Linked DNA regions of Homo sapiens: region 1 is linked to region 2. A link is an interaction called in ENCODE POLR2A ChIA-PET data of the cell type or tissue named here. Cell type or tissue: OCI-LY7. All regions are shown on one strand. Each heading gives the region's core, and the rest is flanking DNA. Links, peaks and the distances in the headings are about the cores only. Region 1 holds the start of MRPL35 (mitochondrial ribosomal protein L35). Region 2 overlaps RMND5A (required for meiotic nuclear division 5 homolog A).

The links. Peaks named below come from ENCODE experiments on the same cell type or tissue, not always from the same donor. Only the 100,000 strongest peaks of a DNase experiment are listed, where the experiment ranks them.
Region 1: POLR2A ChIA-PET joins it to region 2 with 10 read pairs; 2 of 35 experiments call an interaction of 5 or more read pairs at or near these places.

The regions. Positions count from the first base shown.
Region 1 is chr2:86,198,302-86,212,694 of GRCh38, forward strand. MRPL35 (mitochondrial ribosomal protein L35) reads left to right here and starts at 1,156. Exons shown (of 4, transcript NM_016622.4): 1 at 1,156-1,232; 2 at 7,805-7,994; 3 at 8,882-9,026; 4 at 12,179-14,393. The coding sequence starts at 1,190. The coding sequence ends at 12,367. RefSeq lists an enhancer at 975-1,244. In OCI-LY7, for the core only: no CTCF peak of the experiment used is centred there; DNase peaks (open chromatin) are centred at 1,150, 1,683 and 2,110; H3K4me3 peaks cover 4,506 bases; H3K27ac peaks cover 3,348 bases.
Region 2 is chr2:86,750,103-86,762,670 of GRCh38, forward strand. RMND5A (required for meiotic nuclear division 5 homolog A) reads left to right here. Exons shown (of 9, transcript NM_022780.4): 3 at 1,794-1,928; 4 at 3,356-3,456. Among named protein-coding and RNA genes, the nearest start is that of CD8A, 35 kb to the right of the region's middle. In OCI-LY7, for the core only: no CTCF peak of the experiment used is centred there; no DNase peak of the experiment used is centred there.

The sequences.
Region 1 (14,393 bases), core at 758-8,757, 550 kb before region 2:
ACACCTGTAATCCCAGCACTTTGGGAGGCCAAGGTGGGAGACCTGTTTGATTCCATACCAAATAATTGAGACCACCCTGGGCAACATAGTGAGACCTAGGTCTCTACAAAAAATTTAAAAATTAGCCAGGTGTGTGCCTGTAGTCTCAGCTACTCAGGAGGCTTAGGTGGGAGGATTGCTTGAGCCTAGGAGGTCGAGGCTGCAGTGAGCTGTGATCGCACCACTGCACTCAAGCCTTCGCAACAGACCAAGACCTAGTCTCAAAAAAAAAAAAAAGTGCGCAATGACTCCCGTTGCCAATTCAAAGAGCTTTTATGAATGTTTCAATATACTTGTCTAGCGTATGTGCCTGTTTTTGGACTCAAAGTGGCCACCATAGGTGGGAGATCAAGTTGGCAACAATAGTGTTCCAAGGTAATACACCCTATATCTTGCTCTGTACCCCAGGCTGGAGTGCGGTGGCTCAATCTTGGCTTGCTGCAACAACCGCCTCCCAAGTTCAAGCGATTCTCCTGCCTCAGCCTCCCGAATAGCTGGAACTACAGGCGCGCGCCACCACGCCCGGCTAATTTTTTGTACCCCTTAGTAGAGACGGGGTTTCACCCTGTTAGCCAGGATGGTCTCAATCTCCTGACCTCGTGATCTGCCCGCCTCGGCCGCCCAAAGTGCTGGGATTACAGGCGTGAGCCACCGCGCCCGGCAAGAATTTTTTTTTTTTTTTTGAGATGGAGTTTCGCTCTTTCGCCCAGACTGGAGTTCAGTGGCACGATCTCTGCTCACTGCAACCTCCGCCTTCCGGTTTCAAGCGATTCTCCTGCCTCAGCCTCCCAAGCCCGGCTACTTTTTGTATTTTTAGTACAGACGGGGGTTTCATCATGTTGGCCAGGCTGGTCTCGAACTCCTGACCTTGTGATCCGCCCGCCGCGGCCTCCCAAAGTGCTGGGATTACAGGCGTGAGCCACCGTGCCCGGCCCCAAGAATTTTTTTTAATAAGAAATTTTGTAGAACCTTCTATAGGCAGTCGTTTTACAGCGGCGAAGAACGGAACCCGGCAGATGACATTGAATAAATGTTGAGTGGACAACTTTGTTCTTTTCCTCTTCCTTGACTCCGCCTCCTTGCTTTCCCTTCATTCTCTTTTGCTCTTGTGCTTTTAAACCCAAAGCGGCCGCCGTAGGCGAAGGTGAAGATGGCTGCCTCTGCCTTTGCTGGTGCAGTGAGAGCAGCTTCAGGTCAGTGGAGAGCGACATACTCCATGCATGCCTTCACAGAAGGGGAAACTGGTGCGGGATGGAATGGGCGTTTAGACTGGAGGTTAACAAGCAAAAAGGGTCATTATTTAAGTTAAGAAGGTTGCGCCCAATTTTCTCTGGGGCGGTGTGACCGGCAGCCCGTACCAAGTCCCCCGACTCGGACTCACGCGGGCCTGTGTGTCACGCATTTGCCGCTTCCTTACCAGCTTTTTTTCCCTAGAAAAGAAGCCAGAGAAACTGGAACGGAGGGGGCGAGGGAAACCAAAAAGTCTCACCTAACTTTCTGATTTAGAGGCTACGACCTGCCATTCACGACCTTTAACCTTGAGAATTAATGTCTCCTAACTTAAGATTCTACACCTCTAAAATGGGGGTCATAACCACCTACCTGGGGATTAAATGAGATAATGCACGTAAAGCGTTTTGGGCAGTGCCTGACACATGGTAAGCTTGAAGGCTAATTTAATTTTTAACTACAGCCCCCGGCACAAGGGCTGGTATGAGGACTTCTTGACTGAGAGATAGCAGAAGTAAAGGCGACTAAATTAAGTTGCCGTGACGTTAAGTACTTTTTGCAAAAAGTTAAAAATCATCCAAATACCATAGGATGCTCAGTAAGTTACTTTCACACAAAATATATTGTTAGGATAACATTTTGTGGGAGAATATACGAGATCAGTCAAGAAAATGCAGCGATGTAAATTTTACCGTTAGAGAAAAGCTTTTTTTATGTGGAGTATTTTTTGTGTTCGCGAAATATAATACATATGAAGAAAATTTTATATAGTATGCATGAATGATTTAACAGTTCTAAAGCAAACACCTGTTTAACACTCAGGTCAAAACAGTGCACTACCAGAAGCCTCCTCTCCCCTATGTATCAAAATTCTCTACTTCCCCCCCAGATATAAACACTGTTCTCATTTTTATAGTTACTATTAGGTTGCCTATTTTTCCTATAGTAGTTTTAGCATCCATATGTGCATCTCAAGAACATAGTTTTGCCTGGTTTTGAACTTCACATGAATTGGTTCATACAGTATATACGCTTTAGTATCTTCTTTTACATTGTGAGATTCATTCATTCATTTTGCGTAGCTGTAATGCTTTCTCATTGCTATATAATTCTTTTTTTTTTTTTGAGACGGAGTTTCTCTCTTGTTGCCCAGGCTGGAGTGCAATGGCACGATCTGGGCTCACTGCAACCTCCTCCTCCCAGGTTTAAGTGATTCCCTTGGAGTAGCTGGGATTACAGGCATGCGCCACCACGCCCAGCTAATTTTGTATTTTTAGTAGAGTTGGGGTTTCTCCATGTTGGTCAGGCTAGTCTGGAACTCCTGACCTCAGGTGATCCGCCCGCCTCGACCTCCCAAAGTGCTGGGATTACGGGTGTGAGCCACCCTGCCCGGCCTGCTGTATAATATTATATGACTGTGCCACAATTCTCCATTTCCAGTTTGGGGCAATTATGTACAAAGCTGATTGATCTCATCCTGGCGCATGAGTCCAATTGTTTCTGAGGATGTGGGTATGTGTGAAAATCGCTGTGGAATTGCCTGGTCAGAGAATATGTATATATTCAGCATTGCCTGATATTGCCAAACTGTTGAGGCCCCACATCCTCACCAACACCTGATATTGATATTGTCAATAGATATTGTCAGACCTACAAATTTTTGTTAATCTGGTGGCTTTGTAATGGTATCTCATTGAGATTTAAATAAGCATTTCTCTGATTAATAACAAGCTATAGTGTGTTTCACATTTTTATTGGCCTTTTGAATTTCCTTTATGAAATATCCACTTAAATATTTTGCCCATTTTCCTATTGGATTGTTTGTCTTATTTATTTAGAGTATTTTTTGTTTTGTTTTTGTTTTTCATTTGTGTGTGTCCTTTAGCTTCTCCCACTCAGGCTTGTCTTTTTTACATTATTTTGGAGTGCCCTTTGACGAAAAGTTGTTTTTCATCTACTTGAATTTATAGTTCTTGTAATTTTTAAATAGATGATGTAGGTAGTTATCAACTTACTATTAATTTAGATTCTACTGAAAACAATTTAAAGAGTGATGTGACAGCTTATTTTAAAATGTCAGTATTTTAAATATGCTGGAAATTATAGCCTTTTTAACAATTTAAACTATTTGATATTTTAGATATTAAGAATTTGTGAAAGGGTAGTTTTTCAAAATTCTTTTAGGAAACATAGGATCAGAAATCTTGAAGACTCCTGGTTTCGATACTGTCACAGTCTCCTCCACTCCCATCCAGTGCAGTTCATGTCCCCCATTCATTCCTTTGATTCATGCCACATAGGGCCATTGTAATTCCCCAAATGTACATCGTCACCTTTGTACGTCCTATTCCCTCTGTCTCTTCGTACTCTGTCAAAACTCTGGTTTTGCGTTACCTCTTTTGTGAAAACATCTGTATTCTCTATACAACAGTGTGTTTAGAGTAGACTAGTCTGTATGAAAATGCCCAGACGGGGCAGAGGACTGAAGGAAATTAGTTACTTTCCTTGATGTACTGCACTTTTGTTAACAAAGCTAGACTGTTAGGTTTCCCTCACAGGCTTAATCACATGATTGATCCACCAGAAGGCGCAGTAGATAGAGCCTCCCCACATATTTTCCCATGAACTGCTCTCAACCAAGATCCCAGTTCCTGTTGTTCCCGTAACCATTTTTTCTAACTTCAGTGTATTTATTCCTGATTTCATCTTGTTGGTTTTGATCTGTTTTTCTCTCTTACTAAGATCACTTGGAGTTCTGATACTCTGTGTCTTCACAAATACATTAACAAGCCATTGTTCCCAGCTTGCTTTTTGGGAAAATTGATAAATATGTCTTATGCAGCCTCAGGATCTTCATAAAAATTGAGAACAAAAGAATTTCATAGGTTTTAATTTTTTAACCAAGAGATACCAAAATCTGATGACGTGTGAAAATTGGAACATTTTCTTGTCTACAGTCCTCCAATGCACTTAATCTTCCAAAGATTACCTCCTGCCTTATTACATCTGCACATCTTTTCAGTTCTTTGCGATTTAACTTATTTGATTTCCAAGGCCCTATGTAAGGGCTCTCTCATCAGTTTTCTGCACCAATGTTTATGCTACCCTTTTCAGTTGCAAATTGTTATCTCTTTTTCTTTTGTGGAGACAGAGTCTCCTTCTGTCTCCTGGAGTGCAGTGGCAAGATCTCGGCTCACTGCAACCTCTGCCTCCTGAGTTCAAGCAGTTCTCCTACCTCAGCCTCCGAGTAGCTGGGACTACAGGCGCGCGTCACTCTGCCCAGCTAATATTTCTATTTTTAGTAGAGACGGGGTTTCACATGTTGGCCAAGCTGGTCGCAAACTCCTGACCTCAGGTGATCCGCCGGGGCCTCCCAAAGTGTTGGGGTTACAGGGGTGAGCTACCACACCTGGCCCTGTTATCACTGATGGCCACATATTAATATACAGGTTAGGTATCTTTAATCTGAAACTTTTTGAGTACCAACATGACACCACAAGTGGGAAATTCTTTTTTTTTTTTTTTTTGAGACGGAGTCCCGCTCTGTCGCTCAAGGTGGAGTGCAGTGGCACAATCTCAGCTCACTGCAAGCTCTGCCTCCCAGGTTCACGCCATTCTCCTGCTTCAGCCTCCCAAGTAGCTGGGACTACAGGCACCTGCCACCATGCCCAGCTAATTTTTTTTTGTATTTTTAGTAGAGACGGGGTTTCACTGTGTTAGCCAAGATGGTCTTGACCTCCTGATCTCCTCGTGATCTGCCTGCCTCGGCCTCCCAAAGTGCTGGGATTACAGGCGTGAGCCACCGCACCCGGCCCACAAATGGAAAATTCTTTACCCGATCTCACGTGATCGGTGGCAGTCAAAACTTTGTTTCATGTACAAAATTATTTAAAATATTGTATAAAATTAACTTTAAGCTATATGTGTAAGATTTATATGAAACAAATGAATTTCATGTTTGGACTTGAGTCCCATCTCCAAGATATCTCCTTTATGCAAAATTTTAAAAAATCTAAAATACTTCTGGTCACAAGCATTTCAGATAATACTCAACCTGTATCATCTTTGCTAAGTATCCCTCTTCTTTATTATCTGCCATTAGCATTCATTAAATGTTTTCTCTGTGCTACCCTTCCAAGCACTATACATGCTTCATCTCATTCAAGTCTCATTACCTCTCCATAATTAACTTCATTTAAATTTGAGGAAACTGGGGCACAGAGAGGTTAAGTAACTTGCCCCTGGTTACACAGCAAGGAAGTCATAGAGCTAGAATATGAGCCCAAATCATCTCATTCAAATCCTAGCACTTCTATATCAACATGGCCCCTCATTTGTTATCTGAAATCAGTGCAGTAGAAAATAGGAGAGTAGTTCTAAGTCCCAGCCAAGCATCAGACTCAGGTGGAGTATTTTTCGCTTTTTTTTTTTGAGATGGAGTTTCACTTTTGTTGCCGAGGCTGGAGTGCAATGTTGCAGTCTCGGCTCACTGCACCCTCTTCCTCCCAGGTTCAAGTGATCTTCCTGCCTCAGCCTCCTGAGTAGCTGGGATTATAGGCGCACACCACCACACCCGGCTAATTTTGTATTTTCAGTAGAGACGGGGTTTCTCCATGTTGGTCAGGCTGGTCTCGAACTCCTGATCTCAGGTGATCCGCCTGCCTCGGCCTCCCAAAGTGCTAGGATTACAGGCATGAGCCACCATGCCTGGCTGGAGTATTTTTCTTAACCAACTTTATTGAGGTAGAATTTACATGCCATAAAATTACCCATTTTATGTGTACAGCTTTATGTTTTTTTATTAATTTAGCAAGCTGTACAACCATTACCACATTCCAGCTTTAGGACTTTTTTTTTTTTTTTTAGTCTTGTATTAGTGCATTTTTTTTTTTATACTTTAAGTTCTGAGGACATTTTCATCATCCTGCGGAACTTTTTTAACACACAATTTTGAGTCCCAAACTGGACTTCAGTCAGAATTTATGGGTGGAGTCGGAGCTCCACGAGTGATTCCGATTTGCAGCCATGAACTATTAGTCTGGCCATAGTGGGAAGGACTGATAAGAGGACTGCATCCGGACCACACATCTAGGCTCTCTGAAATCTGCCTTCTGACCTGTTCCACCCCACTGCCCACTACTTCTCCCCAGGCGTCTCTGATAGTCAGGCGAACAGTCTCAGCCTCTGAGGCAGGTCTGGTCCTCAACCCATACATGTACAGTTGACCCTGGAACAATACAGCAGGTGGGGTGTCAACCCCAAGCAGTTGAAAATCAAGTTGAAAAAAAGTATAACTTTTGGCTCCTCCAAAACTTAATTACTAATAGCCTACTGTTGGCCAGAAGCCTTACCAATAACATAAACCATTGATTAACATATATTCTGAGGCCGGGCACGGTGGCTCACACCTGTAATCCTAACACTTTGGGAGGCTGAGGCAGGTGGATCACTTGAGCCCAGGAGTTCAAGATTGGGCTGGGCAACATGGCAAAATTCTGTCTCTACAAAAATTAGGCATGGTGGCACATGCTGTAGTCCCAGCTACTTAGGAGGCTGAGGTGGGAAGATAGATTGAGCCCAGGAGGTCAAGGCTGCAGTGAGCTATGATTGTGCCACTGCATTCCAGCCTGGGCCACAGAGTAAGACCCTGCCTCAAAAAAAGAATTTTAAAAACATATATCCTGCATGTTATATGTATTATATACTGTATTCTTAACAATAAAACAAGCTAGAGAAAAGAAAGTCATAAGAAAAGAAATAGGTTACTGTTCATTAAGTGGAAGTGGATCATCATAAAGGTCTTCATCATCTTTACATTGAGTAGGCTGAGGAGGAGTTGGTTTTGCTCTCTCTGCGATTGCAGAGAAAGAAGAGGTGGAGGAGTTAGAAGGGGAGGCTGGAAAGGCAGGCATACTCGGTGTAACTTTTTTTGAAAAAAATCTGTGTGTAAGTGGCACTGTGCAGTTCAAACCCATGTTGTTCAAGGGTCACCTGTATTTGTTTCAGTCCCCATGCCTTTGCTTATGTTGTTCGTCCTACCTGAAATGTGCTCCTCCTCTTCTAAGGGCCTGCTCACTTTCTAGAGAACTCAAGTGCCTCTTCTCTTTTCTTCGAGAATCTTTCTGTCGCCACTCTTGTCTCTCCAGGAAGGGTCCATGCTCTTGCATCCCTGACCTGCCATTGTACTGTGTGTGGGAATTCTGTCTCACCAGAGTATAAGATCTGGGAGGTGGGAATAAATGTTACACACATCTCTTTTCTTAGTACTGGACATAGAGCTAGCAGACATCCGACTTGGTTGTGATGATGGTTGCACAGCTCTCTAAATTTTCCAAAAATTGTTGAATTATATACATAAAATCAGTAATTAATTTATGGTTATACCTTAGTAAGGTGGTAAAAGCTTCACAGATGAGTCTGATGCTCAGGGCACGTTAATTATGTTTAATACTTGGTGGCAGTGATACATCTCTTAATTTTTAATATCTGGATGCATATTTTGGAGTATTAAATATATATGCTCCTATCTTTACAGGAATCCTACGGCCCCTGAATATTTTGGCATCTTCAACCTACCGCAACTGTGTCAAGAATGCCTCTCTTATTTCTGCATTGTCCACTGGACGTTTTAGTCATATTCAGACACCAGTTGTTTCCTCCACTCCCAGACTTACCACATCTGAGAGAAACCTGACATGTGGGCATACCTCAGTGATCCTTAATAGGTAGAGTATATTTCTTTGTGGGGTTTTTTTTGTTTTTTGTTTTTTGTTTTTTTTTGAGACGGAGTCTCACTCTGTTGCCCAGGCCAGAGTGCAGTGGTGCATTCTCAGCTCACTGCAACCTCCACCTCCGGGGTTCAAGCAATTCTCCTGCCTCAGCCTCCTAAGTAGCTGGAAAGTTCTGGGATTACAGGCGTGAGCCACTGTGCCTGGCTGGTAGAGTCTATTTCAATAAACATGATGCTTAGACAAACTTTCCAAGATATTCATGCCTGCAGGGGTATCCTAGAAGTAGGTGGTATTCTTTGCCTACCTGCAGTTAATTATGTAGACATCTGCTTGATTGAGTGGGAGACTGTGACTGACATCCATGTATCTAGGCGCCTGCAGCAGGAAAATGCCAAACACAGCATGCTTCTGATGTTGTATGTGTGCTTTCCTGCATGGAGGCTGTCATCCAAAGTGGAGGGTGCACAAGACGCTCAGCTTATAAGGATGGGCTGCATGTGTTGGTCATTCAGTCAGCAAATACTCAGTTAAATACCCCTGGGTGCCTAGCACTGTACTTGGCAAAAAGGACATAAGGGTAAACAAATTGAAGTCCTCAAGGAGTTTGCAATCTGGTGGGAAGATGGATAAGAAATAAAGCGATGATAATAGAATGAATTATTTTACAGGGATTGAGGGGGTAGGTTTTAGAAGATTGCGAGTTGGTGATGGTTGCTATTCTAATTTATGCTTAATGTCATGGGTCATTGGAAGTAATATTGTATATGAAAAGTTAGTTCCAGTCCATTGGAGCAGCTTTACTCATTTCTCAGTATAGATAATGAATTTTAATCCTTTAATCAGTCTGATTACAAGCTAAAAATTTTAAAATATATTTTTAGAATGGCCCCCGTGCTTCCAAGTGTCCTGAAGCTGCCAGTCAGATCTCTAACATACTTCAGTGCAAGAAAAGGCAAGAGAAAGACCGTGAAAGCTGTCATCGATAGGTTTCTTCGACTTCATTGTGGCCTTTGGGTGAGGAGAAAGGTGAGTCTTCACACTGTTACTAAATTGAAAAAGGAATGTGAGGCCGGGCGTGGTGGCTCACGCCTATAATCCCAGCACTTTGGCGGGTGGATCATAAGGTCAGGAGTTCAAGACCAGCTTGGCCAACATGGTGAAACTCCATCTCTACTAAAAATACAAAAATTAGGCGTGGTGGCAGGCACCTGTAATTCCAGCTACTCGGGAGGCTGAGGCACATAATTGCTTGAACCCGGGAGGTGGAGGTTGTAGTGAGCCAAGATCGAACCACTGCACTCCAGCCTGGGCGACAGAGCGAGACTCCGTCTCAAAAAAGAAAAGAAAAAAGGAGTGTGAGCAGATTAAAATCAAACAGAATTCAGAATTCAGCCAGGCACTGTAGCTCATGCCTGTAATCCCAGCACTTTGGGAGGCCAAGGCGGGCAGAACACTTGAGGTCAGGCGTTGTGGCAGGTGCCTATAATCCCAGCTGCTTGGGAAGCTGAGGCAGGAGAGTCGCTTGAACCTGGAAGGCAGAGGCTGCAGTGAGCCAAGATCACGCCACTGCACTCCAGCCTAGGTGACACAGCAAGACTTCATCTCAAAAAATGAAAAGAAAGCAGCTTAAGACCAGTTTTGCAAAACCATTTTTGAGATTTAGTAACTGCCCAAATCCTAATTCCCTTTCATTACTTGGAAATTAAATCTTTAAAAATCAAAATTTGGTTCCCTGTAAAAATAAAATAGTTGGTAGAACTTTCTTGATGTTTGAAAGGTTGAAAGGATTCTCCCGTTTTATAAACAGTACTAAATTAGTAGATAAATGGGTTGGTTGGAACTCTCAGCTCATTTCTCTATTGAAACACTGTGGTGGGTAGTTTCCTACACCAGTCAGCAGAAGCTCATATAATCCATAAAGCAGCTAAACTAAAGGTCTAATGTTCTGAGTTTTGTGAATTTGAGACCACTGGAAACATTTCTTCCCTTTTGTGTGTATGTGTTTTTTTTTTTTTCTTTTTTTGAGACAAAGTGTCACTCTATCGCCCAGGCTAGAGTGCAGTGGCACAATCTTGGCTCACTGTGACCTCTGCCTCACGGGTTCAGGCCATTCTCCTGCCTCAGCCTTCCGAGTAGCTGGGATTACAGGCATGCACCACCATGCCAGGCTAATTTTTGTATTTTTAGTAGAGACGGGTTTTCACCATGTTGGCCAGGCTGGTCTTGAACTCCTGACCTTAAGTGATCCACCTGTCTCGGCCTCCCAAAGTGCTGGGATTACAGGCATGGGCCGTGACGCCTAGCCCCACCCTTTGGTTTTTATACCAGTTATTTCCAGGTCCTCTTCTAGCCCTAGGTAAAATGAAATGGGTGGGTTTCCTTGCCTTCCTTTCCATGTCCCTCTTACTGGGCTCTGGGGCCCTCATGTTACTGTAAAGGACCCGATCATACTCTCCAGTCATAATACCTAGCTTCAGTTCAGGGCTCCCGAAAGTATACCCTGTATAGAATGCCCTGCCTCTTCAAAATCTAATTTTCAGAGAAAAAAAAAATCTGGGTAGATGAATTCAAACTAATGTGTAAAACAAAGTATTTTCCATGACACGGTTTCATCCAGCAGTCCTTGGTATTTATTGTTCATTCCCTCCTTCCATTTTTGAATCTAGAGATTGTCTAAAAAATTTCAAGCATTTTCATAGTGGTTCCATTCTGTGAATAATCTTTAAAGGATACTGGTGGTAATGAGCAGGGCAATAAATTAGGTGTTTGTACGTCAGAGATCCATAGTAACCCAGTTTGGCCTGCAAACTATGAAATTATTACACAAATGTGGAGATTTGGCTTTAAATGTTTGCATTTAAAATTGTAAGCAGTGAGTAGCAAAAATCTAACCTCTAGCATTCTAAAACCAGAACTCTTAAATAACCTTTCCTTATTTCATCACTGTCCTTATAGAAGTTGATGGTCACAGTGATGATACTAAGACATGTCAGAAATGCAAGGCACATTCTCGGCAAAGAGCCATGGTTTTGTTCAGTTGGTATTGTGCCATAAAGAGCCCTTGGCTTGAAAGGACCCAAGGGCTCACCGTGTGGTTTTAGCCAGATGTTAATTAAGCTGGATGGCACCTAAGATCCCTTCTAGTTTAAACAGGCTATGATTATAGTTTTTATAATCAATCAAATTTTCCTTTCCTGTCTTTAAAAATAAATTCTTCAAAATGAATAATACCTGTATGGGTGTATATGAAAGTTCTGGGTTAAATATGTGGGTTAACCATTCCTTCACCACTCCTAATAATAGTCTTACCATATTCATAATTCCTTAGAAAAGTACTTCCTATAAAAATTGGTCCCTTGTGTGTGAAAATAATAAATGAAGCAATATATTTGAGAACTGTGCTTCTCAGCTCTTGTAATACTCAGCCTCCTTAATAAATATTAATGTTGTTACCTCGCCTGCACTCCATCCTCCTCTACATTAGGAAAGACAGTGGTTAAGAACTCTTATTAGCCTGGGCAAGATGGTGAGACCTTATCTCTACAAAAATTTAAAAAGTAGCTGGGTATGGTGGTGCACACTTGTGGTCCCAGCTATACGAGAGGCTGAGGCAGGAGGATCACTTGAGCCCAGGAGGTAGAGGCTGCAGTGACCGTGATCATGCCACTGCACTCCAGCCTGGGTGACAGAGTGAGACCCTGTCTCAAAATGAAACAAAAAAAGAACTCTTATTAGCCCTCAGACCTCTGTCTGCTACTTCTCTAATCAATGGTTTCTTTTTTTAAAGATGTAAAATAGAATAATAGTATGTTGTTAAAGATTGCTGAAGAGATAGTAAGATCATACCTGTTAAGTTAGTGATTATAATTCTGTCATTATCTTGTACTTTCCCAGCCACACACATTTAGTTTTATTTTCTGTGAGTTTAATTTAAATAATTTTTTTCTAAAATATGATTTATTACTAATTCTTTTTTAAACTACACATGCTTTCTCCATCCCCCTCCCCGCCACCCTCCCTTCCCCCGGCCATTGAGAATCACATCTTTCCAAGAAATAGTCCAGCCCCTATGGAAGTCTGGTTTTTGTTCTTATTGGGTCTATAAACCTTGAGTTGTGAAGATACCTGTTGTTTCATACATAGTATGATGTTTTACATTTCTTTGTAATATCTGACAGGCTGGCTATAAGAAAAAATTATGGAAAAAGACACCTGCAAGGAAGAAGCGATTGAGGGAATTTGTATTCTGCAATAAAACCCAGAGTAAACTCTTAGATAAAATGACGACGTCCTTCTGGAAGAGGCGAAACTGGTACGTTGATGATCCTTATCAGAAGTATCATGATCGAACAAACCTGAAAGTATAGATCAGAAGTTTCACTTGTTTCTCAGTTATTGGATATGTATCTTTGTGTACATATCTTTGCAAAAATGGATAAGTACAAAACTTGATGTAAATTGTACCAATGAATACGTAAACATACAGTGACAACATTAAACTTAGAAAAGTTTTAAAACTTAATGGATCAGACTTTGCCAGATTTGGTTAGGGAAACAGAAATTTAGAATGGTGCATTATTTTTAACAAATGGTATTGGCTTAACTAGTTGTTTCAGTTATGCTCTTTTAGTTGCAAGGAATCTCAAGTGGGACAAACATAAAAAGACTCAAAAGCTACAAGTTAGCTCAAGCAATGTGACATTATTTCAAGGATATGTGCCAGGGAATTCAGGAACCACCTCACCAACCCCATCTCCCACTCAGAAATCACCTCCCAGCCTCAGGAAGAGTAGAAATTGGGTGGTGCTCCTCAGCAGGGGAAGGTGGATGTTTAGGCTTGGGCTCTGCATGCATGTGACTTGCTTCTTTTTGCATTGTTAACTCCATTCTCTCTATTCACCAACTTCTCTACACAGCTTTTGCATACTTACAGTTTCTGTTCCTTTGTAATAACTTTAACTTGCACCTTTGAGGTTCTTTTCTACATGATGACCTTCAGCTCCTGCTGCTAGTCTCCAATTGCCAAGGGAATTTAACTGGGCCAGACTACCTTTTTATACTAGGTCTGGTTGGGTCATTGTCTAGAGTAGGGATTGGCTGTCCTTAAGTCAGGAGCCCGCTTTGTATTAGCAGGTTTGCATGCAGCAAAAAAACAGTTATGTGAGCAGTTTCACTTGGAGGTTCACATGGGGTGGCAGCACACTTAACATCTAACACACCAGGTTCATTGTGTTCATAACACTTGTCATTTACTGTAACAACATTTTTTCATAGGAGAGTAAATAGCCCTTCAGCATGCTCATTCATGAAACAGAAGAGGCTGTACAAGTGAAGACAAGGGCTTTTTATGCAAGTTTTGAAAGATAGGTATTTATTTTTTCTAGAGACAGGAGTTTTGCTCTGTTGCCCAGGCTGGAGTGCAGTGGTGCAATCATAGCTCATTGAAGCCTCGCACTCCTGGGCTCAAGTGGTCCTCCTGCCTCAGCTTACTGAGTAAGGATATGTATTTCTTAAAAGTTAGTTTATCCACTTCAGATTTCATGTTTTCATTTGTAAGGATAAACTTTTCCCACAAATTTTCAACAATCATTGTAGAAACTAAGGGGGAGAAAGTAATCTCAGTTGTTTTAGAAACGAAAAAGTTAAGCATTGTTTACTTGAAGTGGGCAGGGAAGCAGCACTGAGTAAAGTTCAATTGAGTGGTTACAGTCTAGGGCAGTGGTTCCCAACTCTCCGATCAGAATCATCTGGGAAGCATTTTCAAACAGCAAAGTACTTTGAAAACCATTATTAAATAGAATTATGCATGAATTACTGTTTCAGATCCTTTAATGTGGTAGTTGGTAATAATAAGATGAAATTCCTCTGTTGTTAGTAAAATTATGAAATTGAAGTTCTGCAGCATGTCAGGCCAGGATTATTAGGGAGATTCCTCGAAACTAGTGTGTGTTTATTAAAAGGAGAAAGGATAACAATAGAATGTTCTAAAACCAGAAGTCCAAGTGCGTGTCTACTTATGGGACCAATAAATAAAGAACAGACATTTGATTTGAGGTGAGGTAAAAGCCTGAAACATGGAATGGCATTCTGTTTTGATGGATTTTCATTTCTTCGCACTTCTGAGACGGCAAAGCCAACCACTTAGAAGCCTTCCACATCTTTGTCACCTGCCTGGCTCCTGCTCTCTGATGTACCTCTGGGTAGTGAGATGGAAATGGTGCCTGCAGAAGTTGGGGAGAAGGATACTTTTGCACAGCCTCCATGATGTCTTTATTGCAAATATGGATGACAAGGGTCTCTGTTACAGGGGCCTCAGAGCACCTTCGTTTCTCCTCTAGACCAGGGACAGGTGTAGAGATAAGGACTGGCAACCAGAGCCTCAGCATCCAAAGA
Region 2 (12,568 bases), core at 1,061-9,060:
TTTAAAAAGAAATGCAAAACATTTATTAGGGAGCAATGCCTATGAAAGATAAAGGGTGCTGAAGTGGAATTAGGCTGGGAAAGCTTTCACACTGTGATGTACGTTTGCTCTTCTTTCACTCTTGATGTTTCATGTTCCTTCTGGTGTCATTTTCTTCTGTCTGAAGACTTTAGCAATACTTTTAGAGCAAGTCTGATGGCAGTAAATTCAGTTTCCCTCCGTCTGAGAATGTCTTTATTTCATCTTCATTCCTGAAGGATATTTTCACTGGATATAGAATTCTAGGATGACAGTTATTTTCTTTCAGTACTTGACAAATGTCATGCCACTTCTTTCTGGCCTCCATAGTTTCTGTTGAGAAATCTGTAGTCATTTGAATCATGGTTCCCCTGTAAGTAACATGTCACTTTTCTCTGGCTGCCTGCAAGATTTTTTGCTTTATCTTTAGTTTTAACAGTTTGAATGTGAGATGTTTGGGTCAGATTTCTTTGAATTTGTCCATGTTGGAGTTCACTGACCTTCTAGAATCTGAGATTTATGTCTTTTGCTAAACTTGGGAAATACTCTTCAACTATTTTTTTCTGTACCATACTGTTTCTCTTCTCCTAGTATTCCGATGACACACACGTTAGAGCTTTTGTAATTTTCCCACAGGTCCCTGAGGCTCTGTTTTTTTTTTTTTTTTAAACTGGTGTTCAGATTGGATGAATTCTATTGATTTTCACTGACTTTTTGCACTGCCACTTTGCTTCTGCTGTTGAAAAATTCATCCAATGAATTTTTTATTTTGGTTACTCTATCAGCTTTTTCCTTGCTAAGTCTCTCCCTTTGTTTCAAGATTGTTTGTATTTTTATAATAACTGCCCTAAAGTTTTGGATGGTTCCAGCATCTCTGTCATGTTGGCATTGGTGTCTGTTGATCATCTTTTTCCATGTGAGTTGAGATTTTCTTGGTTCTTTGTATGCCAAGTAATTTTGCAGTATCTTGAACATTTTGAATATGTATTATAGTACTCTGGGTCTTGTTTAAGTTCTGTGGAGAGTGTTGGTATTTTTGTTTTAGCAGGCAATCAACCTTGTTGGATTCAGGCCACAAGTTCTAACCAGTCTTTTCTGGGTTGTAGTTTCAGTGTTAGTTTTGTTTCTAAAGCCATTACAGTTATTTAGATTTGTCCTGTGTGTGTAACACCTGGTAGCCAATATGGGACCTAGGAATTAGGTCTATTCCCTAGTTCAGTTTTCAAAATCTGTAGTATGCTGTTTAGAGTCAGGACCATGCATGTATAGCTCAAAGGCAAACCCAGAGGTGTAGATAAACCACTCTCTTAACTAGTTGGCCATGCCCCCACAACCACTTTCAGCCTCAATACTGCAGTTGTTGGGATGTGCCATGGATTATTATGTTGATAGGCATATGTGTTTTCTCCTTTTTTCCCCTCCCATTATAGACAGTGCTGCAGTGGGCATGCTTTTACAGGTCATCATTGCATTCCTCTAAAAATATTGCTGCATATAATGCCTAGAAATCAGTTCATTCGCTTGATTTTATTTTATTCATGGACACCATTATTAAATCTACTTTAAAAAAACATTATCTAAAAATATACCTATTTACTCTTCTAGCATGACAAGTTTTAGAAAGGAGCAGTGGAAAAATTCCTTCCTTTGGGACGCTATAAATTGCAGTTGGGTTCTTATTGGGGTATCTCAGACTGAAACAAAGACCATTTTTTTCCTGTTAAGTGGGGTGAAAATAATCTATTTATGATTCCCTTTCTCTTTCTTTTCCCCAGAATTTTGATTCTGACATTAGCAGTGTGGGAATAGATGGCTGCTGGCAGGCAGACAGCCAAAGGCTTCTCAATGAGGTGATGGTGGAGCACTTCTTTCGACAAGGAATGCTGGATGTGGCTGAGGAGCTCTGTCAGGTAACAGTGTGCCAACTGGGAGGATATGAAAAAGAAACAAGGGAACTCCTTGGAGTTTATAGTATTTGCAGGGTGGGGTTTTGAGTCTTCCTCTAGCTATAGATAGATTTTTAATATTTAAATTATCAGAGATGACCTCATTTTACTAGGAGTATTTTGGGGAATTTTTTAAGTGGCAAAAATTATAGTTCTAGAACTTGTTATCCAGATCATTTTTTTCTTGTTCCTGTCCCAGAAGGTTAGTCCCAGTTCATGAATCAAAGGGCGCAAAAGCGATATTCTTTCTTCATGTCCATTTTTGATATAGAAGGTTAGTATAGCAGACAAGAGGAAAGGGACAAAAACATTGATGTTTGTTCTTCTGTTCTAGCCCAGCTTAAACGATTTTATCAAATGAATTTCCAGCTAAAATTTTTTACTTCGCATTAGCAGCATTTGTCTTTTATTTCTATCACACATGAGTTAGAACTCTACAACAGTTTACCAATACCATGTAGTCATAATAGTAGTAGCTGCCATATATTGAGTGCTTACCTTAAGCCAAGCCCTGCCTTTATTCCTTGCTGCAATCCCATGAAGTAAAAATTATTGTTTCCATTCTACAGATGAAAAATCTAAGGTCTGGAGAAGTAAGTTGCCCGAGGCCTTAACAGGTTCTTTGTGAAAGAACTGGGATTCAGTCCCTGATTCATATGTCTTCACACTCCGTTCTAAGCCACCATGTGCTGTTGCATTTTTGTTTGGAAACATGAAGGACCGAAAGAATTAGTTTAAAATCAGTCTGTAAACCAAACCTCTAATCTAAGCCTTTTCTATTTTAAACAATTCAGATAAATGATAACTCGGTTTTTCTCTGTACCTTACAGGGATTTTGTGTATGTGTCCATGTAATTTCCTGCAGTAAACTGTCATTGAGGATTGTTTGCTTTTAAGTAACAAAAGACCCACAATTACAGTGGCTTAAGCAAAAGTGAAATTTTTTTCTTGCACAGAAATCGGTAGTAAGACGTCCACAGCATGTTTGGTAGCTCTGCATTGTGAAACTCTTAGGGACTTAGCACCTTGTACCTCTGTTATTCCCAGGGTGTCTCCTGTCTTCAGAGTCCAGGATAGCAGCCAAAGCTCCAGCCATACCTTTGTATCCCAGAAAGGGGCAGAGTGCATATTTATGTTTCATTGGTCAGAACTTAACGTCTTACAAAGCCATACCCAGCTTTATTCCATTTGCTTATGTACCCTGCTGAAATTTGGGGATTCTACTATGGAAAAGAGGGGAAGAATGTACTAGGGGGCAGTCATCAGTCTCTACTATAGGGAATTATCTTTAATGGCTTGCCCCATATTTTACAATCTAGAATATACTTTTACCACTAGCTCCTTACCCTGATTACTGCTAACAAAAGTTCTTTCTTTCTTTCTTTTTCCAGGAATCTGGTCTTTCTGTAGACCCAAGTCAGAAGGAACCATTTGTGGAGTTAAATAGAATATTAGAGGCATTAAAGGTCAGAGTTCTGAGACCTGCTCTGGAGTGAGTATTGAGTTTGCTTTCTTTTGAGTACTTTGAGAACTCTCTGTAAGAAAACTCAATCAGAAAACACATTAGAGATTTTTAGATATATTTATCTTACCTGTGGTAGACTTCAGAGAAATCAAAGGAGAATTATTTTATTTATTTTGGCTAAGTGAAATATGGGGGGTGTGCAATATGAGAAAATGGTTGGAGCTTATTTCACTTATCAGTTGGTCTGAATTCCCATGAGAGAAAAGGGTTTTCTGTTTCCAGGCTACACCACCACTTTGTGTGGGCTGACATTACAACAAGCACTATTGTTCAGCCAGTGCAAGTTTGATATTTAAGCTTCCTTCATGTGCTGGGTTTTGCTGGGTTTTATGCTAGCATTCTAAGAAATTATTGGTTATTGGAACTAGGTGGTGTGGATGAAGAGAACAAATATTTTTATAAAGCTACTCTATTCTTAATTACTGTGGATTTTGGTAATTGACCATGAACCTCTCATTGATAAGAATTGTCTGAAATTACTCTGTAAGCTATAATAAATATTATTCTAGAGCAGGGTCAGCAAGCTTTTCCATAAAGGACCAAGTAGGAAATATTTTAGGCTTTTCATTTCACATAAGGTCTCTGTCGCATATTCTTCATTTTATTTTACAACCCTTTAAAAATTTAAAAACCCATTCTTGGCCATCTGCTATACAAAACAGGCAGCAAGCTGTATGTGGCCTGTGCCATAGTTTGCTGGCCCCAGTCCTAAAATTTTTTACTGTGAGGATTACCAGGTTATTTGTAATAAATAGCTCATAAAATAAAGGGAAGAAACTGGATTATAGAAGCAGTGATTTGTTGTGAGCTTATAGCTTTGGAATCCTGGTATTTTAAAACCAGAAAAATTAACCATCAGTGTTACAGGGTTAGCTGGGAAGTTGACTTTTATAAAATGTACACTTTTTCCCTTAAAATTTAGTTCCACTAACCCATTTAATTCTTCATAGCTTAGTTTTTTCTTTCTAATCATTTCTCAGTTCTTTCTCCTTTTTGAGACAGGGTCTCACTGTCACCCAGGCTAGAGTGCAGTGGCATAATCATGGCTCACTCCAGCCCCAACCCCCCAACCTCCCGCCTTAGCCTCCTGAGTAGTTGGGACTACAGGACTGTGCCGTTATGCCCAGCTAATTAAAAAAAATTTTTTTTTGTAGAGACAGGATCTCACTATGTTACCCAGGCTGGTTTCGAACTCCTGAGCTCAAGTGATTCTCCCACCTCGGCTTCCCAAAGTGCTGGAATTACAGACTTGAGCCTCTGTACTTGGCCATTTCTCAGTTCTGAGAAAATTTTGTGTAGTTCTAAAACCAGCCCAGATGACTAGACAGAAATTCCTGTATAAATTTATATAAAATTCTTGTATAAATTATAATAGATCTCACTTAAGAACTGTATCTCTGTGTAAGATGCATATTACCTTTGTAGAATTTGTTTAAGCAAATTTCAGATTGTGACACATCTGGGAGATAAATTCAACCAAATACCTCTAACACCTCTTAAACAAAATATGGCAACAACTACTTTTTTTTTTTTTTTTCCCAAAGAGACAGAGTCTTGCTCTGTGGCCCAGGCTAGAGTGCAGTGGGATGATCATAGCTCACTGCACACTCTCAAACTCCTGGGCTTAAGTAATCCTCCTGCCCCGGCCTCCTGAGTAGCTAAGACTACAGGTGCACACCACCACACCTGGCTAATTTTTAAATATTTTATAGAGACAGGATTTCTCTATGTCGCTCAGGCTGGTCTCAAACTTCTGGCCTCAAGTGATCCTCCTGGAGCGTCAGCTGCCCGAAGTACTGGGATTATAGGCATGGGCCAATGTGCCCGAGAAAGCCTACATACATATATGAACATGTAATGGGTTTCCCAGTTGTTTTATAGTGATTAGCAAATAATATTTGGGTTGTTATTCAAGGTAATATTCACTTATCTATGCGTTTCTTAGGTTTTTTCATTAAACTTTGTTCATATGTGCTAGTCATGTACGTACTATGACTATATCTGTAGTCACTGGCACATAGTATTTGCTACCTTAGCCTTCAGAGTACTCCAGACTTTTCTCCTAAGAGCCTTTTAAACTTTGTGCGTATATAAGATATGTTTCTTATTGATAAGCATGTTATGTATATTGATTATTTCTGTAAATTTTGTCTATTATTTGTTGCCTTAAAACAATTCCTCTCAGGCAGAGAGAGGACTTGTTCCATAAGTAAAAATTTTCTCATTTCATGTTTCTGGGAGTAGTGTTTAATATCAGCATGAGGGAATGTAGTGGTAATCATAGTTAACTCTGCTTGAGTGGTTATTGTATGCCTAGCATCGTTCTAAGCATTTTACGTGTCTTAACCTATTCAACCCTCATATTAACCTATGAGGTAAGTCATCTTACAGAGAAGCAATTAGGGCCTAGAAGATCCTCTGTGAAAAAAAGTCAAAAGATTATATGAGAAATGCTTTACATAATAGTCCCCCAGTATTCTCATTTGAGGTTCATTTTAACTTATTAAGTGTATCATCAAGCCAGGTGCAGTGGCTCACACCTGTAAGCCCAGCACTTTGGGAAGCTGAGGTGGGCAGATCGCTTGAGCCCAGGAGTTCGAGACCAGCCTGGGCAACATAGCAAAACCCTATCTCTACAAAAAAATAGAAAAATTAGCTGGGTATGGTGGTGTACGCCTGTAGTCTGAACTACTCAGGAGGCTGAAATGGGAGGATCACTTGAGCCCAGGAGGCGGAGTCTGCAGTGAACCAAGACCACACCACCACTCCAGAGCCGAATCCTGTCTCAAAAAATAAGAAAATAAATAGAAGTAAAAACGTACCATCAGTAATCCTACAGTAAAGAAACTCATTTAACTTGGTATAACCCAGTGTTTTCTCTGTGTATTTGACCAATCTTGTTTTCCCTCCAGATAACACATTTAAAACCCATAAAATTGGAGTTATACAAAACATAAGATTTAATAGAAATCGTCATTACAACAATTCAGATTTTTCCAATTCTTGCCTATTGTGGGTGCAGAGCAGATACTGACTAAGCATCTTTCATGAGCTAGGTACAGAAAATTCCCTTTACTCAACTTACAGCAAAAGTTGAATGATATGGGACTCCAATTTGGGGAATTCTAGTTAAGGTACAAGGCGGGAGATATCTGCCAGTTATGCAGCATCCCATTTGTTCCTGCTGGGAAGGATATCATGGAGCTCACAAGGGAAAAGAGGAAGGAGAGGATGCAGCAATTCCTCCAGACTGCCTATGCGGTGAGAAGGCAGAGGCCAGCCAAAAATTTGAGGTGGCTAGGCCGGGCACGGTGGCTCATGCCTGTAATCCCAGCACTTTGGGAGGCCAAGGCGGGCGAATCATCTGAGGTCAGGAGTTCAAGACGAGCCTGACCAACGTGGAGAAACCCCATCTCTATTAAAAATACAAAATTAGCCAGGTATGGTGGCGCATGCCTGTAATCCCAGCTACTCAGGAAGGCTGAGGCAGGAGAATCGCTTGAACCCGGGAGGCGGAGGTTGCGGTGAGCCAAGATCGCGCCACTGCACTCCAGCCTGGGCAACAAGAGTGAAACTCAGTCTCAAAAAAAAAAAAAAAAAAAAAAAAAAAAAAAAAGTGGAGGTGGCTAAAGGCCATTGAGGGCCTAGGGGAATGGTGATATTGTGGAGAGAAGTGGCAGAACAACACCTGATTACATAGATCTAATCAGGACCTTGCCTGCTCCTGTGTTCCGTGCCCTTGTACCTCTGAGTTTGTACAGATTTTCCCCCTCATCCAGATTTCTTTTATGCTCACCCAGATTGTTTTATTTGCTTTTTGAATTTCTCTTGGCGCCTAGAGTAGTGCTTACCTCATAGTAGGCCCTCAATGAATAACAGTAATCTGCAGGAGAATTTAGAGCAAACTTGTCATCCTCTTCCATGGTGGCAGATAGAAAGCCAAAAATAGTGTTAACGAGAGAATAGTAACTTAATACAACGAGGTGGGGGAAATATTAGAAAAAATAGGAACTGTCCTTGTAGCTATGCCATTATTAACATACATATTGAAAGAAAGCACTATCTTTAGGGGAAGCTACTTGGTTGCCTTCCTAAACGTGTCTCAAAGAGTAATACTACCTTGCTGGATTTGCCACAGTCTAGTATCTGACTTTCAGCTTTGCAGACTTGGAAACTTGTTTTTGGTGTCCTTATTTTGTTTTGTTTTCACTAAGAACAGGCCTTTAAAAACGATAAAAACCTGAATTGCTAAGCTGCGTACATAGTTTGGATTATTAGGGGCTGTGAAACAAGCTTGTGGTAGGCAGGTCCATGTGGAAGGCACATGAGCTTGCAAAGCCTGGAGTTGGAACAAGAGGAGATTGTTCTAGAAAATGTTCAAAGTTCTCAGGCTAAAATGTCCTGATGCCATTATGTCCACCATGGAGGTTGTGTTGCAGAGCCGTTGGGCAGTTCAGACTTCATTCACTGACTCCTTTTCTCAAAATTGTCCTTGGCTTGCCTTGGTCGAGTTTTGAGTCAGCATTAAGTATCCCAATAGGTAATAAATAAGAGTACAAAATCAAAAGGCACAACAAGATAAAAATACAGTGAAAAGTAAATCTCCCCACCTTTGCCTTCTAATCACAGTTACTCTCCAAACAGGCAGCCACCATTAACTGTATTATGTATACGTACATTTTTATGCACAAGTGGTTGCATACTATACACAGTGTTCTGCTTTTTACTTGAAAAATTTTGAAGTATTTGCCTATATCAGAGCATATAGAACTATTTTTTTTTTTTGGTGGCTGCTTAGTGTTCTCTTTTAGGGATTATACCTTAATTTTATTTAGCCAGTTCCTATGGATGGACGTTTGTAGTTTCCGATATTTTGCTTTATAAGTGATGCAGCATTGAATATCCGTTGCACATTATTTTGAGCATGCCTGCTAGATATGTTGTCCAATATGGTGACCACTCCTATGTGTAGCTCTTACTAATCTCTGCATTACTGAGAACCTCATGTAAAAGGGTGTGTGTGTGTGTCTTAAATAGAGTCAGATATGCAATACCATAGTTTGTGTGGTTTCTTAAATAGCATGTGAAAAGGACAGAGACTCACACCAACTCTGAGATGAGTTTAATGGTAGTAGTTCCAGCAGTGGACTCAGCCCATAGCTGAAAAATTACCATTTGAAAATATCTAAGAAATGAAACACTGAGTGTTCTTTTCAGTCTCTAAAGCAAAGTTACAGAGTTCCTCACTTTTTTGACTGAACTTTTTGTCAGGTTTGCCATTCTCTGAATTTTTTTAAGCATTTGATTCATGTTACTAAGGACATTTCACCAGGTCCACACCTGTGGAGTAAAAATCAATGTCATTCATTCCCCTGAACTTCAGCTTTTACCCCCAAGAGTATAGCCTTAAAGGAAATTAGAAAAAGAGGTTTTTGTAAGCCTTTAAATGCTGTGAAAGGTTACAGTGGAATGTGCTGTGGGATTGGCAAGAGGCTTTTTTTCCCTAGTATTACTAGAAATAGACACCCACCCAGGCTGGCAAAATTGTAAGATTAGAGAGATAAGCCCACTAATGCTGTCTGTTAGGTTCCTGAGGGAGAACCGCTAACTATGAAGGTGAAATCTTGTATTTATTTTTGGAATGATGTAGAAATTCTAAATATGGAGGTAACTGTGTGCCAAGTCTTTTCACAGGCCTGACAATTAAGATAATTAATGCTAATGTTTCTGCTGGGTAATTGTATAGATGTGGATTGCTTCTAACTTAGTCTTCTCATAAGTAATATTGTTTTGGGGTTTGTTGGTGGAAAGGCCCCAAAAGGCTCTTCATCAGAAGAATGTAGTGGCAGAGATCAGTGTAACACTGTTGATCTTACTGTCATTTTTGGGGTTCAGTGTTTCTCTAAATGGAGTAATTCCAAAGGTGACAGTGTTCTCGTGGTCCACGCTGGAAATTTGGGATCAGAATTTTTTTAAAAAAATTATAGAGTTAATAATTTCACTGCATTTTTAGTTTGCTTGCCCCCCCGCCCCCCACCATCTCTACTAAAAATACAAAATTTGCCAGGCGCGGTGGTGAGCACCTGTAACCCCAGCTACTCGGGAGGCTGAGGCACAAGAATCACTTGAACCCGGGAGGCAGAGGTTGCAGTGAGCCGAGATCACGCCACTGTACTCCAGCCTGGGCAACAGAATGAGACTCTGTCTCAAAAACAAAAACGTGGGGAGGAAGGAAGGGGGAGGGGCAGGGGCAGGAATCATTTTAGTGAGAAATAGAAAACGAATTTCGTTTTCTTTGTAATTCTTTAAGATTTATGAGAATGGGCCACAGACACCCTGACTTGCTCAGGTTCTCAAACTTTATGTCTTTCCTCATTATATCAGTCTGGAACTTCTTTGTCTTTATAAAGTAACCTCTTACCACTGAGATCTCTGTGTCCTTTCTCTCCTGTTTGTATTCTTTTTTTTTTGAGACGGAGTTTCACTCTTGTTGCCCAGGCTGGAGTGCAATGGCGCAATCTTGGCTCACCACAACCTCTGCCTCCCGAGTTCAAGCGATTCTCCTGCCTCAGCCTCCTGAGTAGCTGGGATTACAGGCATGCGCCACCACACCCGACTAATTTTGTATTTTCAGTAGAGATGGGGTTTCTCCATGTTCATCAGGCTGGCCTCAAACTCCCAGCATCAGGTGGTCCACCCACCTCGGCCTCCCAAAGTGCTGGGATTACAGGCCTAAGCCACTGCACCCAGCCCTTGTATTCTTTATTGAACCTATGGGCAGTCTTTGCAGGTTTCTAACATACATAAATTCGTTTTTACCACAGTTTAGTTAAATAACACCTGGCTGCCAACAACACAGTTCAGATTTCAGTCACCATGATGTATTAACTGTGAGCAATTGTATAAAATACAGACTTCTCTGCCAGCTCTTCAGTCTACACATCTGGACATAACAGGAGCATCATGGTCATGACCAGTTTTGTCACTTCGCTCTTGATCACTGCACATCTACTGTCAGTTACTCTCAGGCAACAGCTGTGTGGGTTGTGTCACCTCTTTAACTCCCAGGGATAAACCCACGTGACATTTTACAAAAATGGATAATTGGAAGACGGACTTGGCAACAAGAAAAACCTCTAGAAGTGAAATTGAATGTGATTAGAAAGATTTGAAAAAGGACAACAGCAAGATGAAGCTAGGGCAAGACCTAAGCCTACAGGAAGCTAATGGTACAAAGCATATTGGAAAAGTCCTGTCACTATAAAGACGAGGGTAAAGTCACTTCACCATCTTTTCACTTATATTGCACTAGAATAGAAAGATGCTTGTGGTTTAGATGGAACATTTACTTCTACTTTGGATTGAGAGAGAGAAGTGTGTGTGTGTGTGTGTGTGTGTGTGTGTGTGTGTGTGAATCAGTTTGGCTACTATTCGGGCCAAATTGATAATAGTTGCCTTATTGAAAGAAGATGGTAATTACAAGGATATTGAAGAACTTCACAGCCAGTAAAAGATGCTTTTATCATGTTCAGAAGTTGTGAATTGACTAAAGCTATCTGAGGAAGCTGCTATTGTGAGTAAGGATGCTGCTGTGAAATTTGTACTCAGATGTCAAGGATTCATTAAGGCGGATGTTAACAATGATCATCACAGAAGGCAACTCTTGATACCAGAGCTTAGCAAGAGGCATAGAATAGTGAAGAATAGTGAATAGAGTTAAAAATAGATTGACTTTCTTATTAGGAGGCAGCTGCGGAGAGTGACTTTGAATAAAACCTATGCTTATTTGGCCAGTTAACTGTGGCCAGGGAATTGAGGTCAAGAAAATACAAATGTGGGTTTCTGGGTACAATCCTGGAGGTATAAGAGAGAGGTCCTATCATGTCAGGTGAGGATTTCACCTTAATTGCTTACATGTGCTTCAATGTTTGGGAGAGTTAAAAGTGGGGTATCTCATCCTTGGTTTAGAAAATGACATTTTGCCAGGGAGGGAGAAGCTTGGAAGTCCCTTGCCTTGTACAATTTAGTCTTAATATAGTATTAAGAAGTTAAATGAGGACAGTATTGTTTCAGAATAGGATGCAAAGAAATACGACTTTTAAGAAATTTGAAAACTTGTATTCTATGAATTTGGGTTTTGTGTTGTCCTCTCCTCCTCCCAGTTCCTTTTTGTAAAGGTATCTACTTACTTTTCTAAATATTTCTTGGCAAGGAGTGGGGAGGAATTAAGCAATGCTAGTTTTTTTCTTATTTCATAGCCTTGTTTATAGCAAAATTTGAAACTGTGCAAACATAAATTTAGTACATTAAAAATTATATTTGTCTAAATAAATGCCTCTCCAGGTTAAGTGGCGTACAGGTGTTTATAGCTTATAAAGCTTAAATTGATAATTCATAACTTTCAGGAAAAGTAATTTATAATTACTCTATAGGCCTGTTCATTTAAAAAAAGGAAGTTAAGAAATTTTACTTTTACATTAGCTTAAAAAGTTACTGCCTTTTAAAGTATAAAATTAATACATGTTCATTACAGAAAACCTGGAAAATATAGGACAGCATAGACTGTTACAGAAATCACTGTAATATGGTATTGATTGGTGTGTCTTCCTGGTGGTTTCAGACCCCTGGTGCTGATCTAAGAGTTGGTGCCTTGTTCCGATTAGTCATGGCCCATGGTATAGCAGTTGATAAATAATGCTTGAAATCCCAGAGTCATTACTGCTAAACATTCTGGTGTCTAAAAATTACTTTAAAAAATGTATCACTCTTTTGGCTGGGCATGGTGGCTCACGCCTGTAATCCCAGCACTTTGGGAGGCCAAGGTGGGTGGATCACCTGAGGCCAGGAGTTCAAGACCAGCCTGGCCAACATGGTGAGACCCTATCTCTACTAAAAATGCAAAAATGAGCTGGATGCAGTGGTGCATGCTTGTAGTCCCACCTACTTGGGAGGCCGAGGCAGGAGAATGGCTTGAACCTGGGAGGCGAAGGTTGCAGTGAGCTGAGATCTTGCCACTGCACTCCAGCCTGGGCAACAGAGTGAAACTCTGTCTCAAAAAAAAAAAATATTTTTTTATATA